2 separate regions of the Homo sapiens genome follow, and region 2 is linked to region 1. A link is a loop called in an ENCODE intact Hi-C map of the cell type or tissue named here. Cell type or tissue: PC-9. All regions are shown on one strand. Each heading gives the region's core, and the rest is flanking DNA. Links, peaks and the distances in the headings are about the cores only. Region 1 holds the start of LOC107985941 (a long non-coding RNA gene). Region 2 holds the start of TMEM37 (transmembrane protein 37).

What was found. Hi-C counts contacts between places; a loop is a spot of excess contacts. Peaks named below come from ENCODE experiments on the same cell type or tissue, not always from the same donor. Only the 100,000 strongest peaks of a DNase experiment are listed, where the experiment ranks them.
Region 2: a loop joins it to region 1, with 17 times the contacts of the local background. A loop is called at or near these places in 1 of 110 quality-filtered maps.

The regions. Positions count from the first base shown.
Region 1 is chr2:119,204,603-119,212,926 of GRCh38, reverse strand. LOC107985941 (a long non-coding RNA gene) reads left to right here and starts at 6,278. Exons shown (of 3, transcript XR_001739665.2): 1 at 6,278-6,382; 2 at 7,555-7,724. In PC-9, for the core only: a CTCF peak has its summit at 3,814; a DNase peak (open chromatin) is centred at 3,886; H3K27ac peaks cover 1,754 bases.
Region 2 is chr2:119,427,826-119,436,149 of GRCh38, reverse strand. It overlaps TMEM37 (transmembrane protein 37), which reads right to left and starts at 4,296. Exons shown (of 2, transcript NM_183240.3): 1 at 4,226-4,296. The coding sequence starts at 4,246. RefSeq lists an enhancer at 3,355-3,861 and a silencer at 4,145-4,524. In PC-9, for the core only: no CTCF peak of the experiment used is centred there; a DNase peak (open chromatin) is centred at 4,399; H3K4me3 peaks cover 1,095 bases.

The sequences.
Region 1 (8,324 bases), core at 238-8,237:
GTGGAGACAGTTTTCTGGAAAGTACTCAGAAATCACGATGGTAGGATTGGGATAGGGTGGGAACATATACTTTGTGAGGGGATACATTTCTGGGTAGAAGGTAGTAGGGGACTATCTTATAATGATTTCAGCTTAGAAAGCAAGAGTGCTGGCTAGGCATGGTGGCAAGCCTTCCAAGTAGCAAGGGTGCTCTCTTTTTGGGAGTCACAGGCTGGTGGGCTCAGAGACCCACAAATCCCAGCCTGGCTCTGACTCAGGGATCAGCCAGGCAGAGTGTGGTGGATTAATACCCAACAAAGCCAGGGTGGTGACCAATGGCCAGAGCTGGTCAGAGGCCGGAGAGGCCAGGTGTCCGGGCCCAGCAGCCAGACTCCTCCTACTGCTGGCCTCTGAGCACTGAGATTCCTGCTCAGTTGCAGCATTTGGGAATTTAACTGGATCCCAAATGAAATGAGACACAACTTTTCACGTCCCCGGACATCACACAGGGACCACGTACAATTATGGATAAAATGAGGCACTGCATCCCACTGCAGAGGCGCAAGTCCTTGGCAGAGGGCCACTGGGAGCTGAGGCTGCATGGAGAGCTGGGCTGTGGGGCGGCGCTGGGCTTCTTGCCCAGGCAGGACAGAGGTGGGGGAGGCCTGAGCACTTAGTTGGGGATGGAGGCTTAGTCTATTTCCCGGGACCATTAGTGAGACAAGAGGCTGCTGAAAAATTTAGCACAGGCCCTGGTAATGCACTTTGGAGAGGAGCCTCCCCTCAGGTGCTCGTGTAGCATGGTGTGGACTCAGCCCTGGGCATAAGGCGGCCAGGGCTTGTCTGCCTTTTGGAAAATGACAGTGAGGAACAAAACAAGGAGCTGCCCCCACAGACTTCCTCAAGTGCGTGTTTGGGCAGTGAGCCTGAAGACTGGGGTGACTCTAGCATGAACCCCACTGGAGTCTCAGGTCCAGGAAACCATCTTTGACTCTCACCCTGGAGTTCTGCCCTGCTGCCTTGAGGTCCTCCCCCATTCTCTGAGGACAGACCCCATTCCCCTGTGGGGTCACAGAGAATGATACCCCAAAGTAGGAAGTGTTGGCAGGCTGAGCACTTTGAATTAAAGGAAAATGCAAGTCCTTAGAAGCTGCCTCAGAACCAAGAATTTTCCAATCTTCTCTTGTTTCTCCTCTGCCCCCTCCCCAAGTGCAGGAAAAAGAGGCTGTCTAGAATTTCCATATCTGACTATGGACACTTCTTTCCAAAAGAAATGCAACTGTCTTAAGGCCCCCTCCCTAGAAATCTCATCAAATAACCAGGAAAGATTAACCACCCACCTGCAAGGAGAAAAGAGTAAAAGCTGTCACTAAGCCCAGGCTTTTCATCTATTCTTCTGAGGGCAGCTTTGAGGGATGACTAGGGAGACTTTACCTATGTAATAAGACAACCTTTGTTCACAATGCAGTTTTGCCCCTCACTTTCCCTTAAATTGCAGTCCCATTCAGCTTCCTAAGAGGACATTTACAGGAAAATGTCTGCCTTCTGGGTCCATTTGATTTCCCTCAAAATTATTTACTAACCTTGAAAATTACCTACCCCCATTTCCCTCTCTCCTATGAAGAGGGTGCTATTTAAACTTCAGTCATCTGGCTCTTCTTTGAGCCTCATATTTTCATGGCTCCTGTGTTTATGTATGTTAATACATTTGTATGCCTTCTTCTCCTATTAATCTCCTATTGTCCCTTCATTTCCAGTGAACAATCGGGGGGGCCTAGTGGAAGCTTTCCTTTTACCCTTACACTCCCAGTTAGCCCCAAAAGCCCTGTTTTTGAGGCAGAAACCTTGCCGTAAGCACTCCTGGACAGAGGTCCTGTGCGAGCAGAGGTGGGAGAGTGTGCTAGGGGGAGGAGCTGCAAGAAGGGATGCTCCCTAAGCTGATGCCGGGGCTCACCCCTGTGAACTGGCTGTGCTGCAGTCAGCAGGGCAGCTCCTCTGTGCCAGGTGCTCCACAGGCATCATCTCTGACATCTTCAGTGCCCTTGCAGGAAGCCCCTCCATATGGCTGTTTCTCAGTTGAGAACACGAATCCTTTAGTGGTTAGAACTGAAGGCAGGCTGGGCATGGTGGCTCATGCCTGTAATCCCAGCACTTTGGAGGCCAAGTACCTGAGGTCAGGAGTTTGAGACCAGCCTGGCCAACATGGCAAAACCCCATCTCTACTAAAAATACAAAAATTAGCCAGGCTTGGTGGCAGGCACCTGCAATCCCAGCTACTCAGGAAGCTAAGGCAGCAGAATCTCTTGAACCTGGGAGGCGGAGATTGCAGTGAGCCGAGATTGTGCCATTGCACTCCAGCCTGGGCGACAAGAACGAAACTCCATCTCAAAAAAAAAAAAAAAAAAAAAGAAAGAAAAAAAAAAGGAACTGAAGGCAGTTGCATGGTGCATGGTGCTTTACAAACAGTCAAGCTGAATACAAATCCAGCCTCAACTTCTTTCGTGCTGCAGCACTTGAATCGTGATGTTTCTTCCAGGCCCAGGAGTTCTCCTTTTGGTTGACAAATATTCATGTTTTTAAGCCTTTGTTTGGTGGTTCATTTTTCAAATGGGTATAAGGCAATGGTTTTCAAGCTTTTCTACATTGCACACCTAACCCCATAGACACAAAATCAAATAGAAATTATACACTCATGATTGAAGCAAAAGTGTTATGAGATAAAAGTTACCCTTAGGACATGTAATAAGATCTGATATTTTACAATTTCATTCTTTTTCATTAAAGAATGAGCTTGTTGGATCCTACCCTCGCATAAAGCTGAAAACCAACATTTGTGAACACTGGCAGGTGGCTGCGTGTCAAGGTGAGGTGTCACCAAGTACATTGTGGTCACTGTGGTGGTGGGTTGGTTGTAGCCTTTTGGGTTTCCTAAACTGGAGCCGGTGTAAGTGAGGAACATAGATGGAGGATTGTCCCAGCCACACACGTGCTCTGACATGTACCCTGAGGGTGTGGCAGGGTTCAGAAGCATCCATTCTGCATCCTGCAGGGACACAGGATTCCCTACAAGGTCTGGGTGCCTTTGACTTACTCACCCTCTCTGCTCCTAGTTCCTCCGCTGAGCACTGAGAGGGTTGTAGCCTATAACATCCATGGGCCTTTCCTGCTGGACATTCTGGGATGGTTCCAAGTTGAACTTGACTTCCGTCTCCCTTAACATTCCCTACTTTTCTTCCTAGCCTATAAAATCCTGCCCAGTTAGAGGCCACAGCCATGGGTGGACAAGCCACTGGAGGCTGAGCGGGGTGGTGGTGGCAGTGAAACCGCCTTGGCAAAAATTATGACATGTGAGCCATGTGAGCCCAGCAATGGCTGGGAGCACCTCTAAAGCCATCTGAGAGAAATCCCCTTTCTTGGTTATTTCTACCCTTGTGTTATCTCCTCCTCATTCTATGTTAGATGCCCTTTCCCTTATTCGGGATCCCACTCAGCATCTGGAAAGCACTTCTTGGCTGGTGCCCTAAACCCTCCTGCCTCCTCTGGCTTAGGCTCCAATCCCTAGGGCAGGTGTCTTTGCCTGGTATCCCACTAAGAGCAGAGCCTCAGCCTGGTCATGTGTGCCTGCATGCATGCAGTTTATTTGGGAGGAGAGCTCAGGGAGCAGGGTGAGGGGCTGGGGGAGTGAAGTGGAGAAGGAGGGGAAGTCAAGTCAAAGGTGTGTTGTTGAGCTGATCTCCATCCCACTGAAGCTTCTGGGGAGTGTGTATGCCACTGCCTCCCCACCCTGCACCCCACATACCTACCACATGGCTGAGGGTTGCTGCAAGAGTCCTTGACAGTCCTGCACTCCTGAGCTGTGCATGCCTGTGGGACTGGGCTTCTCAGGTGACTCACATCATAGTGTTGAGGAGGCCCTGGGGCTGCAGGAGAATAAAAGCCTGCAGGGGGCACGCCGGGCAATGCTGTGGTCAGAGGGTGGCTGAGGGGTATGAGATGGGCACAAGAGGCATGTGATACAGCCAGGGCAGCCCCAGCGGGGCCACACAATCCAGACGCTGACTCACATGCACCTGGTGAGTGTGGGCACAGTCCCTGCCCTCAGCCACATCATTATCTAGCTAGGGAAAAAGACAGGATGTGCCAAACAATTGGTGGGGCCACAGGACCTTACATAATCCAGTTTCACAGCCGCTTTGCAATGGATGAGGATGTCAGAGCTCGAAAGAACTTCAAGGATCCTCTTGTTAATTCCAGTCCAACCTTCTCACTTAGAGATGAGAAAATTGAGGTTGATTTATGCATTTGTGTAATGACTATGCCCATTTTATAACGTGAAAAGGGAGAGAGGTTAAGCGACTTCCCAAGGTGGCCCATGTGTTGAATGATTCACCATTACATCCTAGAGGGGTGGGTGACTGTGGGTGAGGCAGGGACAGGTGGGGAAGGTCAGCTTCCAACACATCCTCCGACTTTTGGTGCCACCTGCGGGGGGAGTCCTTGTTATTTTGGGCACATCTAGGAAGACCTCAGGACCTTTGCTAGAATATTTGCCCATGTCCTGTAATTATTAATGGGTATTGATCGGCAAATAATGCTTAAAGCGAGGGCTCCCTTTAAAGAACAAGCGTATGTTCTTGTAGAATTTGGATTCCTGCAGTAATATGAATACTCCTTCTCTTACCTGCACTTCTGCTTTTATCTCCTTAACTTTGGGCACTTCATCTTTCCTCCTTCTGGGCCTCAGTTTCCCATTGTATGTAACCCTTCTAGTGCCTTGCGTAGATGCATGCTTGATGGCCTACTGACTGGCTGAATACATGGGCCAGCTCACAGAACCACTGATGGAAGCAGCCTCAGAAATAATCTTATCCTGGGTCCTCTAATAAAGGTGGAGAAATTGAGGCATACAGAGAGGAAATATGGATTGCTTTCTAAATACCCACAGCAAATGAAGGAGGCAGATGCTTAACTAATACCAGGTGATAAGTGTCATAGCAGAGGTGTGTACCAGGAACACAGGCATCCACAAGAGAGGCGTGGTGAAAACTGTTCATGCTGCTTTGGATGGTGAGAACTGAGCAAAAAACAGCCTTCAATTCCCCAGATGCCATGGAGGTTCTGCCAGCATCATGCTCCCTCCATCCCTCCTCCCACCCCTGCAATGATCATCAGAGTTCTGCCCACAACAGACTTGGACTCTGCCTACCTGGAGCAGGACACCGGCCCCTCCCAGAATCTAGGGAGGCTGAAGGGAAACAGGCAGAAACCAAAGACAGCTGGAAAGGCAGCTGAGGTCATAGGGCAGAGATTGCCTGGACATGACACTGTGGCCACTGGTGTGGACACCAGCTTGCCACCACTGGCCCTGCTGACTTTGCTGCTGGGGGCGGGGATGCCACCTTGGCCAGCAGGATATTTCATTATTCTACTTAATTATATTATATTTATTATATTATATTATTTATTTTAGAGACAAGATCTTGCTTTATCACCCTGTTCAGTGACACCTCACCCTGACACGCAGCCACCTGCCAGTGTTTGCAAATGTTGGCTTTCAGCTTTATTAGAGGGTTGGATCAACAAGCTCTTTCTTTAACAAAAAAGAATAAAAATATAAAACATCAGATCTTATGACATGTCCTAAGGGTAAGTTTTGTGTCATAACACTTTGGCTTCAATCGTGAATGTATAATCTCTATTTGATTATGTGTATGTGGGGTTAGGTGTGCAATTGCTGGGCTGTAGGAGGGCAATCGTAGCTCACTGCAGCCTTGACCTCGTGGGCTCCAGTGATCCTCCCACCTCAGCCTCTTGAGTTGCTGGAACTATAGGAATGCTCTAATATGGCTGGTTATTATTATTATTATTTTTACTTTTGTGGAGATGAGGGTCTTGCTATGTTGTCCAGGCTGGTCTCAAACTCCTAGCTTCAAGCAATCCTCCTGCCTTAGCCCCTCAAAGTGCTGGGATTACAGGCACGAGTCACTGTGCCCAGCCCCAAGAAGGACTTCTGGCTGGCCCTGCTTCTAGATGTCACTCACCATAGACCCAAATCCCTGGTGGGAGTATCTGACTGTCTGAACTTGGGGCATCTGCCTGCCTCCAGCTGACCAGGCCAAGAAGAGTAGGTTGGGGCCTTTTAAGCCTTCCTCTAAGAGGCAGGGCCTAGCCCTCCCTAAGACTCACCCACTGGCCCATTCGTGAAACATGGGGAGGTGGATCAGATGCTAGATCCAACCTAATGTGTATTCTATGCCTTCCCGGCCCCCTGTACCTACCCTGTGTAGGATGCGGACCTGACTTCAAAGAGCTCACTGACATCAGAAAGCGGCTTGAGACTGAGGACCCAGGAGATGGCAGCCCAGCTCAGGGCAGCCTCTTCCATTCCAAGGGTGCTGGAGAGGTGAGGACAGCTGCTCATTTCACCTATAAACTCTGCAGTGAGCAACCAAGAACCCCAAGACCACAAGGGGATTTGAACAATAAGTTCAGTCCTGTCACTCCCCCTCCTTCCATAAGCTGCACTCAAGAAGGAACCATGCACTGCATGATGCAATGTCCACCACTGCTAAATGGAGCTGCGTTAAGGTGCTGGAGTGTGGTGTAGACCAGTGCTTCTCAAATTACAAAGTTTGCAGAACTCACCTGAGACTTTTATCCAAATACAAATTCTAATTCAGTGGTTCTGAGGTGGGGCCAGAGGGTCTGCATTTCCAATTTCCGAGGCCATGCTGCTGATCTTAGATCACCCTTTAAAAAATTTTTATTATTGGCTGGTTGTGGTGGCTCACGCCTCTAATCCCAGCACTTTGGGAGGCCGAGGTGGGCGAATTGCTTGGGGTCAGGAGTTGGAGACCAGCCTGGGCAACATGGTGAAACCCTGTCTCCACTAAAAATACAAAAATTAGCTGGGTGTGATGGGAGGTGCCGGTAATCCCAGCTACTTGGGAGGCTGAGGCACGGGAATAGCTTGAACTGGGGAAGGGGAGGTTGCAGTGAGCCGAGATCACGCCACTGCACTCCAGCCTGGGTAACACAGCAAGACTCTGTCTCCAAAAAAAAAAAAAATTATTATTATTTTTAATAGAGACAGAGTCTTACTATGTTGCCTAGGGTGGTCTCAAACTCCTGGCCTCAAGACATCTTCCCACCTTTGCAAGAGCCACTGTGCTTGGCTTGTGTAGACCCTTTGAGCAGCAAAGGTGTACACAGGGAGTGCTGTGGGAGATCTGCAAGGGGCGTGAACAGGGTGATGCTGAAGTGTAGGGAGGCAGGAAGAGGAATTGGGTTACCAGCCCTCTCTCTCCCTTCTCCCCTTTGCCTTCCACACACAGCCTCTTGTCCAGCCACTCCCTCTTCCTGGAAGGGCCTTACTGACAGAGTGCTGGGGAGCCCTGTCAGCTGGCCACAGGTCTTAGCAAGGGCCACCCCCTCCTTCAGGCCTTCACCGTGTCTTGGAACCTCCCACTGCCACAGCCTCAGCGACACCGTCCTTAGATCCAGGCAGGTGGGCTGTGACCCGGGACTGCACTTTGGAAGGCCTTGCTATCCTCCTCTGGCCATCTCCTTCTCCAGGGCCCGAGGGATCTGCAGAACCGGAGGAACATGCCAACCTGAAACCTGGGCTGTCTTTATCCGGCTGTACTCCACCTGGGATTTTCTGCCCGGATGGCATCAAGATCGCTTCCAGGCCCTATTGGGACACTTGGCTGGGTCCTTCCTTGTGCAGGCGAGCAGAGACGCAGGTTTGTGTGTACCTGGAGGCTTGACAGGAGCTAAGGGCGCTGACTGTGGAAAGAGTCTGTGTGCAAGGAGCTTGGCTCTGAGGGCTGAAGGGTCTGTGTGTGTGTGTGTGCAAGCCCCTGATGGGGTGGGACAGGGCAGGAGGTGGGAAGAGGAGGGAGCTGGGCCACAGGCCAAGGCCTGGTTCTCTCATGCCAGCGTGTTCCAGCATGAAACCCAAGGAGTCTGAGAATTCGAAATTCTAACTCTCTCCCACTTATATCCTTGCCTCAGTCTCCTCAAATGTCAGGGTATATCTGCCCCGTCCCTGTGCAGGGCCACCACTCCTTTTGCAGGGCCACAACTCCCTGTGCAGGGCCATAAGTCCCTATGCAGGGCCACCACTCCTTGTGCAGGGCCACACTCTCTGTGCAGTGCCATCAGTCCCGTGCAGGCCGCCACCGGCCTCATGCAAGGCCACGACTCCCTGTGCAGGGCCATAGGTCCCTATGCAGGGCTGCCACTCCTTGTACAGGGCCATCATTCTGTACACAGTGCCACTAGTCCCATGCAGGGCCCACAGTCCATGTGCAGAGCCACCACTCCCTGTGCACTGCCACCAC
Region 2 (8,324 bases), core at 277-8,276, 220 kb before region 1:
GCAAGCCAGGCTAGGTGTCCAGTGAGGTGTCTCATCTCACAGTTCAAGGACACCACCCGGGCACTGCACCCAAGCCCTGACCCAGAAAGCAAAAGAAAGACTTCAGGAACTCTTTACACAGCCCACAAGCCTCTCACAATCCGCTCCGCCTCCCCACCCAACCTCAGCTCCCAGCACACTCCCCTCTCCCCATGTCTAGAACTTTCTTTCCTCAGATGACTGGCCCTTAAGCCTGTAGTGGCTCTTCTGCAGCTCCTGCCACCCCTCCAGGACAACACCTCTTCTCCATTCTTCATGTCTCAGCTTAAAGTCTCCTCCACAGAGAGTGCTTTCCTGCCCACTCAACCCAGAGTCAGGCCCCTCCTGGTATTCTGTGTCAGGCACCTGTTCAAATTCTTCACCATTCTGAGGACAGTTTGTAGTTACATATTATTTCTGTCTCATTCCAACACTGTGTGCTCTGGGAAGGCCGCCCCCTACCCCCACACCACCACATTCTGTGTTTAGGCACTGCTGTGTCCCCAATACCTGGGCATTCAGTGGGTGCTCAAGGGAGAGCTGTGAGATAAGTCAAAGGTCATTGGCAACCACTGTCACTTCCGTCTGAAGCTCCTTTAAACTGAGTCTCCTGCACAGTCATACATTAAATGACCTGCTTTGCAGTGTGTCTAGAAGCTGCCCAGGTTACACCTCGGTTTGGGAGGTATGCAAAACAGGCACGCATGACGGTCACTGCTAGGACCCAGGAGAATGGAGCAGTGAGGAACATGGGGTGTGTCCTATGCCATGGGCAAATGGAGGCTTCCTGAGGCAGGTCTGGGCCACTCCTCTCTGTGTGAGACATAAAATAAAGCCCTGCTTCTGGGAGACTCCTGTGGTCAAAGAGCCCAGCAAGAGTATCTGCTCACATGCCCCAGACACAGGAGCTACCGCTAATTTCAACCCCAGGGATACAGGAATAAGGATGCAGTTTGCTTTCAGCACCTCTGCCTTAAGTAGGATCCTATTTTATTCTTAAACCTATGAGGTTGATAAAGTAGGAAGCTCCATGGTGGGTGTACAGAGAAGGAAACTATGCAGAGGGCAGGTGACTTGCCTGAGATCACTCACCTAAAGCACAATGAAGCTCTTTATGGCTGCCCAGACAATTGTATGATATGCAGGAGGTGGAATCCGTTCAGCGAATAAATACTGACTAGGGCCTTCTAAGGACAGGGCCTTTGTGCTAGGGGCTCAGTACTGAGCCCTTACAGCCCTCCCTACATGGGCTGTAAGCTCCTGGATGGGAGGGACCGCACTTGGTCTGTCCCAGCACGCTGCCTGGCCAGGATTCCAGACATGTCCCAGAACAAAGGGGAGGAATTCCCTGTGCCCCATGCCCTCTTGGTGAGGAAAAGGTGCGTGCAGAGGGATGCCTCAAGGGCCATGCCAGAGCTAGGACCAGCCTGGGTCCTAGCTGAGATGAAGGCAGCCTGGGTGCGGTCAAAAACATGGAGCTAAGAGTATGGGCTGTGGTTCTCAAACTGTGTCCCCATGCTCCTGGTGGGGCTTCCAGTGCTGAAGCCGGGTGGGCAGGGAAGCTGAGCAGGCTGGCTCTGCATCCCCTTCCTCACTTCAACTGAGCCCTGTACCTGCTTGGGACATTGGGGGTCCAGGAGTCTGTATTGCATTTTATTACAAAAAAAAAAAAAATCTACCGGTAAGAAAGAAACCAAAGGAAACTTTGAAAACCTGTGTCTACTCCACAAACCATTAGAGGTGTTTGTCCTTGGGCAGTTTCTTAACTTCCTGAGCCCTTGTTTCCTCATCTAGAAAATGAAGTTAATGACACTTGCAGGAAAGTCGTAGCCATGAAGGCACCTGGCAAGGTTACAAGGTCCCTAGAGAATGATAAATGGTCCTAAAAAGGAGGAGCACCACAGGCAGAGAACAAATCACAGGACCCAGAAACCTTTTAACCCGAGACAGCATGCTGGCTGGAAAACAGGCACGTCCTGTCCCTTCTCCAGCCCTACCTGTCCTAGGCAGACTGGACTTTAATCTCCAGGCCCTTAGATGTCACGTCAGGATCAGAAAGTGGAGACAGCTGACCTCATCTAGTTTCCTCCCGCTCCTGCCCCAAAGTAGGGCTTCATTTAAACTCTCTGGCCACCACTGAAACTCCCAGGAATCAAATGAGATCCTGTATATAAAGATGCATGGTACACGGGCCGCTCCCAACTCATGGTAGCTATTAATATTAATAACAATAATAACACATATAGAGTCTTCATTCCTAACCACCCGGCATCTCCACCAGCTTTCAGTGATGCAGGGCCTGAAACGGCTACTGGAGGGCAGCTGGACAAGTGTGCAGTGGAAAAGAAGGGAGCGGGGAGGTCAAGTCCTGCCCCTGACCTAGAGGACCCCTGCAGGGTACCTTTAGGCAATCACTTAAATCTCTCTGGAGCTTAACTGCTCTGCTAAAAATGTAAGCATTTTCCTTTTTCATCTGTAACCTTGCATGATTTCTAGTGACCTATAGAATAGGGTCACTTGACACTACTGGGCTACTGAGTCCAATGTCATGGTCTTCCTCCTATAACCCAGGGCCTCATGTGTTCCCCTTAACCAAAGCACCCCCAGGTAGACAAATTAAGCTCCTCCCAACTCATTCCGCACATCCCCAACATGTCTCCCATATTTGCTCCCCCTCATCACCCACTCTGCCCCTACCCAGGTGAGGCCATCACCATCGTCAACATCCTGGAAGTTCACAGCCTCCTGATGAGCCGGCCTGCCTCTGCTCCTCTCAGCTGCAGCCTGGCCCACCGCTGCCTGCATGACCCAGAACTTGCTTCCTACCTGTGTTTGCCCCCTGGCAAGTCATGGTTGTGGGGATGAAGAGTTATCATCCCGAAGCGGCCGGAGCACCCGCCCTTCACCTGGAGCCTGTGGCCTCCCCAGCTGAGCTCCCACCTTGCTACCAGGCTTCCTCCTCTTCCCCGTCTGGCAACTTTTGCACCTCTTAATTTAGCATTCGCTCCCCCATGCCCTGTTTCCAAGTCTCTCTCCCTACATGGGCTGTAAGCTCCTAGAGGGGAGGGACCGCACCTGGTCTGTCCCACCATGCTGCCTGGCCGGGATTCCAGACATCCCCCAGAACAAAGGGGAGGAATTCCCTGCGCCCCATGCCCGGCTTCGCCCAGGTGCCTAGGTCCTGGCTATAGAAGCGGTTTTGGGGGTGTCCTGTGGGTGGGGTTTCTCCCGTTAGGTAAAGGCAGGAGGAGCCAGTGGGATTTGGAGCCAGAAAGCCCTGGGTTTGAATCTTGATTCTGTTCCTTGGCCAGCCACGGAGGGCACCTTACTTCTGAGTCTCGGTTACCTCATCTATACAATGGGCAGAACGGTGTCTACTAGGTCAGTGTTGTGGCTGAGCGTTTGTACACGAAGTCAACGGGCCTCTCTAATCCTGGAGACAGTCCAGCGGATAGACTCTGCAGCGGGCGAGTTGCGCGGAAAGGAAGTTCGCCCGCTGGGCAGCGGTACCGCCACCCACTGACTTCCCTTTGGGGAGCAGCAGGCCCGAGGGAGCGGGTAGGAATGTGTAGGTTCTTAGCCAACATAAACATCGTGCACTACGCTAAGGAGAAGCCAAATCTTCGGAGACACGGGCTTCTTCCCTCGCCAGAGCCTTTCCCTGAGGTGTCCGCGCGACTCAGCAAGTCCACCCCCAGCCCAGCACCCCAAACGCAGCTTTGGGGAGGGAGACGGTCTTCCTAACCTCCACCCCCAGAAAGGTCTAACTTCCCAAGAGACGCATCCTCTGTTACATAAGCCTCACTTTGCAAGTCGATTCTGTCCCTCCACCCCAGACGCGCCTCATTTCTCACAAAGGGGGACCCTTATGGTAAACTGACCAGTAAGTCACTGGTGACACCAAAGAGAAGAAAAATCTTTCCAAATGAAGTTTGGGAGCCTCGGGTGCTTGCAAGGCCGCGAGCAGAAGCAGCCGGAGTCCGCGCCTCGGGAGCAGCTATGTGAGGCAGGCAGGCCCCCCGAGGTTGCTCCCCGCCCAGCCTCCTCCGGACCCAGGTTTGCAACAGGGGGCGGGCACGGGGGGCGCTCGCACCCCCAGCCCGACGCCGGCGCTCGCGGTGGGTACGCCCCTCCCTCCGTCCTCCCACCCCCAACCTCCCACGGCGGGGCAGCACCCCGGGTCAGCGCCCCGCCAGGCGCCGGCTACCTGCACGCCGACGGCAGTCATGCTGCGCCCGGCGGCCGCGCTGCAGCCTCGATCGCTCCAGCTGCTCCGCTGTGGCCGCCGGCGCCAGCCCGGGACTTCTCCGCAGGGGCGGGGCGGCTGCTGGAGGCGGGCGGGGCGGGAGGGGGCGTTCAAAGCTCGGCGATTAACCCCGGGCGGGCTCCGCCAACCCCGCCGCCCTCCGCGGCTCGGATTACGCTGAGTCAGCGAGGGCGGCCGGAGGAGCCCCTGGGGAGCCGCGGGGAGGACCCGGCACTTGGGGGGAGGGATCCCTCGGGTCCCAGGGGAAAGGATCGGGAAGTCACTCCGACGCTCCCGAACCTCCGAGGACAGCTTCGCCTGGGGCGCAGATTCCTCGAGGGCTGGGACGGCGACGAGGGCCTGAGGGTTCGATTCCTGTTCCAGCTTGCTGAGTCCAGCCTCTGGGAACGCGGCAGGGTCCGAAGGGAGGAGGCAGGCGCAGAGGCTCTGCTGCCCTCACTCTGCGGTGTGACCTTGGGCTGCTTGTTTAGCGTCTCGGAGCCTCGGTTAGTAAGGGAAATAATGAATGTGAAAGGTGGGGCTCTTGCCGGGCCCTCGCTGAGTGTGAACGGAGTGGAACTTTTTGGGGCAATCCTACTTGCGTCCCTAAAAGGGGATGTAAAACCCTGTTTCCTCCTGAACTCCTCAGGGACTATTAAAAATGCAAATATGCCAAACAAATGTGGTTATTTTTTCTCCACCTCGATGGGAACTGAGGTCTCTCTTTTTTTTTTTCTGGACGTTGTCTAGCGCTTGTGGCCCAGGCTGGAGTGCAATGACGCGATCACGGCTCACTGCAACCTTCGCCTCCTGGGTTCAAACCCGTTCAAGCGATTCTCCTGCCTCAGCCTCCCGAGTAGCTGGGATTACAAGCGCGCCCCATCAAGCCCTGCTAATTTTTGTATTTTTTAGCAGAGACGGGGGTTTCACCATTTTGGTCAGGCTGGTCTCGAACTCCTGACCTCAGGTGATCCACCGATCTCGGCCTTCCAAAGTGCTAGGATTACAGGCATGAGCCACCGCATCCGGCCGGATCTGAGTTCTTAAAGAGGCAGCACCTAAAAGCTTTTACCGCCAAAAAGGGTGGAGGTGGGAGGAGTGTCCAAGGGCCACAAATTCCAACAGAAAGGCTTCCCTCCCCCCATCCTCAAATGTGGTGGTAAAACAAGGCCCCTCACTAAATGGCACACATTAAATTGTCTGGTTCACTCAGGCAGGCAGCTCCTGGTGACTTTACCCAAAGACAAAGCAACTGCACTCATCTGTTTTCCCCTTTAGAGCCATGTGAGAAAGAGGGGTAGTTACAATTGTCTGTATATCTTCCACTTAGATATTCATCTGATTCCATCCCTGCCCAACAGACCTTGTCAAATCCTTTACCCCAGTCCTGGAGCTTGACAAACGGAGAAATGGCCCAGGCACAGGAAGGCTTGGCCCAGGCCACCCACATTGAGTCCACTGGAGAGCTGGGACTCCACTTACCCAGCAGGCCTAGTCCAGGTTTGAGTTCTTGCCACCATTCTGCACCAGAGTCACCTGGAAGGTTTGTTAAAACAGATTGCGAGGCCCCACTGCAGAGTTTCTGGCTGAGTGGCCTCAAGTGATGTTGGTGCTGCTGGCCTGGGGGCCAGGCTTTGAGAACCACTGAGCTAAGGCAAAGGGCAGCTGCCCAGGCTCAGCCAGCCTGGTGCCTCTCTGCTCTGGGGCCTTCCCTCCGTGGCCCCCACCTGCTTTCTCCCCAGTCAAGGGTCCCAGAAGCCAGACTCTCCGCAGCTCTGGGTTCTGGATAAAGAGCCCACATGGGAAAGGAAGACCTGTCCTGTTGCGGGGGTATCCTTTCACTGAGCCCTAAGAATGCCCTGTGGGCTCTCCCAGGTGAGATTCTGGATCATAGCATCTCACCTGGCCAAGAGGGAAGTGCCTGGAATTAAAATCAGAAGAACAGTCAGGTCGGGTCATCTGCACCCACTGCCTTCTCCAGTTTCGTGTGTGGTCAGGCATGTTTCTCACAGCCTGTTACGCTTTGTTGGTAAGAATAGAAAAGTATTGAATCAGTAGAATTTAGAGCAACATGTCTTGTCAGCAAGATAGTTGGAGAAGCAGAAATGACTTAAGAATAATAAGGAGGAAGTGACTATCCAGTTCTGATCATCTTATGCTCACATGAGGACTGGGAATATGGCCAGAATTTGGGTGGAATCTGAGCTGAGACTCTAAGACCTGGAGTCTCCTGGTACCTCTCTGGCTTAGGGGGTTGGGGTGGTGCGGGGAGTGGCAGCATCCACAGCCCTCTCAAATCCTGGTGAGATAGCCAGAGGTATTGGGGTCAGAAGTCCCAAAGCATGGCGCTTTGACATACACAACTGAAAAAGCCTCAAGGTCTCTCTGACCTTCCCTCCCCTCACCGTCTCTCCCAAAACACAGGATGAAACTGAAGTTCCTTTATCTGCCTAACATCCAGACCCACCAAAAGGAACAATTGTGTTTCTTCTCCTCCCTGTAGGACTGAGAATGTGACCACACCCGGCAAGTTAATCTCTATTCCCTGATCCATTCGGCTAGCCCCTCTACAGAATTCGTCTTCTCTCCTCTCCCATCACCTGTTCTGCCAGGATAGTATAGAAGCTTCTGAGCACTGCTGAGGGGTGGGCATACTCCGTGATTCTCCCGGGGTGTACACCTTGAATTAATGTATATACCTTTTCTCCATTTAATGTGCCTTTTGTGAGTTTATTTTTCATTGAAACTTCAGAGGGTGAAGAAGCTTTCCCTTAAACCCTGCAGAGACAAATACCGCACCAGGAGAAGAATGTCCAGAGAAGCAGGGAGTTTTAGTGTGAGGGGAAACATGGCAGGGGCAGAGGTGGGGGTTGGATTACCGGGTGGACCCCCAGGTGTTAAAAGCAGAAACAGCATGGGCATGAGTACTGGGCTGTGGGACAGCATGGAGCCTGCCTATTCTTTGACTTTCTCTGCCCTTTGTCCAGATTGTGACAGACTCGGCACTTGACCCTCCCTGACCCCTGCTTCTAGGCCTGGCCAGGGCTGGGGAAAGAGGAATGGCTTAAAGAAAGGCAGGAAGTGGCTCCTTCCCACCCCTCTGACCACTCTTGCCTGATGAGGAAGATCCAGGCATGTTCCTTAGAGAGTTTCAAGTGTATTGGTAGGGACACAATTCCTGATCATTCAGTCAACAAGCACTAGATCTGTTGTTCAGTCAGCAAACACTCTTTCATCTCGGGGCCTTTGTACTTGCTGCTTCTTCTGCCTGAAATGTTCTTCCTCCAGATACTCCCATTTAAGACTCACCAGCTCACTTCTTTAAAGTCTGGGCTCAGATGTCACCTTATCAGAGAGGCCTACGACGACCCCCACATCTAAAACAGCCCCTCCATTCTCTTTTCTCTTCTGCCCACATACACATATTTACTTGTCCTCTCTCCCCCTTTTAATGTAAGCTCCAAGAGGCCAAGGGCATTGTCCTGTTCACCAGTGTATCGCTGGTGCCTACGACAGAGCCAGGCATGTAGTAGGTTCTCAATAAATATTCATTGACTAAATGAATGAAGTGATTGAATACCTACTATGTAGTCACAACTGTCCTGACCAATGAGGGACAAAGAAGAAAAAGACAAAGTCCCTGTCAATGGTAAAGTGCTTGAGTTTTAGAGTCCAAACCTACCTCTCCATTTCTGCTCTCTCCCAGGCCTCGGTAGTTCAGGCTCCACATCCTCCTGCTCTCTTTGCCCTCACGCCCTCCATATACTCCATCCTCTCCTCTCTGCCCCTCCAGTGCCTGCCCGGCTTCAGCCCACCCCAGATCCCCTCCTCTCTAGCCTGGATGCCTGTGGAACAGCCTTCACTCTCACTTCCTCTGTCCCTTCAAGCATCTTCCCATCCCTCTTTTCCAAGGCTCAGGAAGCTTTGGTTCCTGGCCCCCCAGCCCCCGACCTTCCTGCCAAGACCTTCCCCTGGGTGTCTGCAGGGCCTTTTCAGGGGCATCTCCTGACTTTCCCAGCCAGAGTAACACTCCACCCCCCACTTGCCACTCTTTTACCTT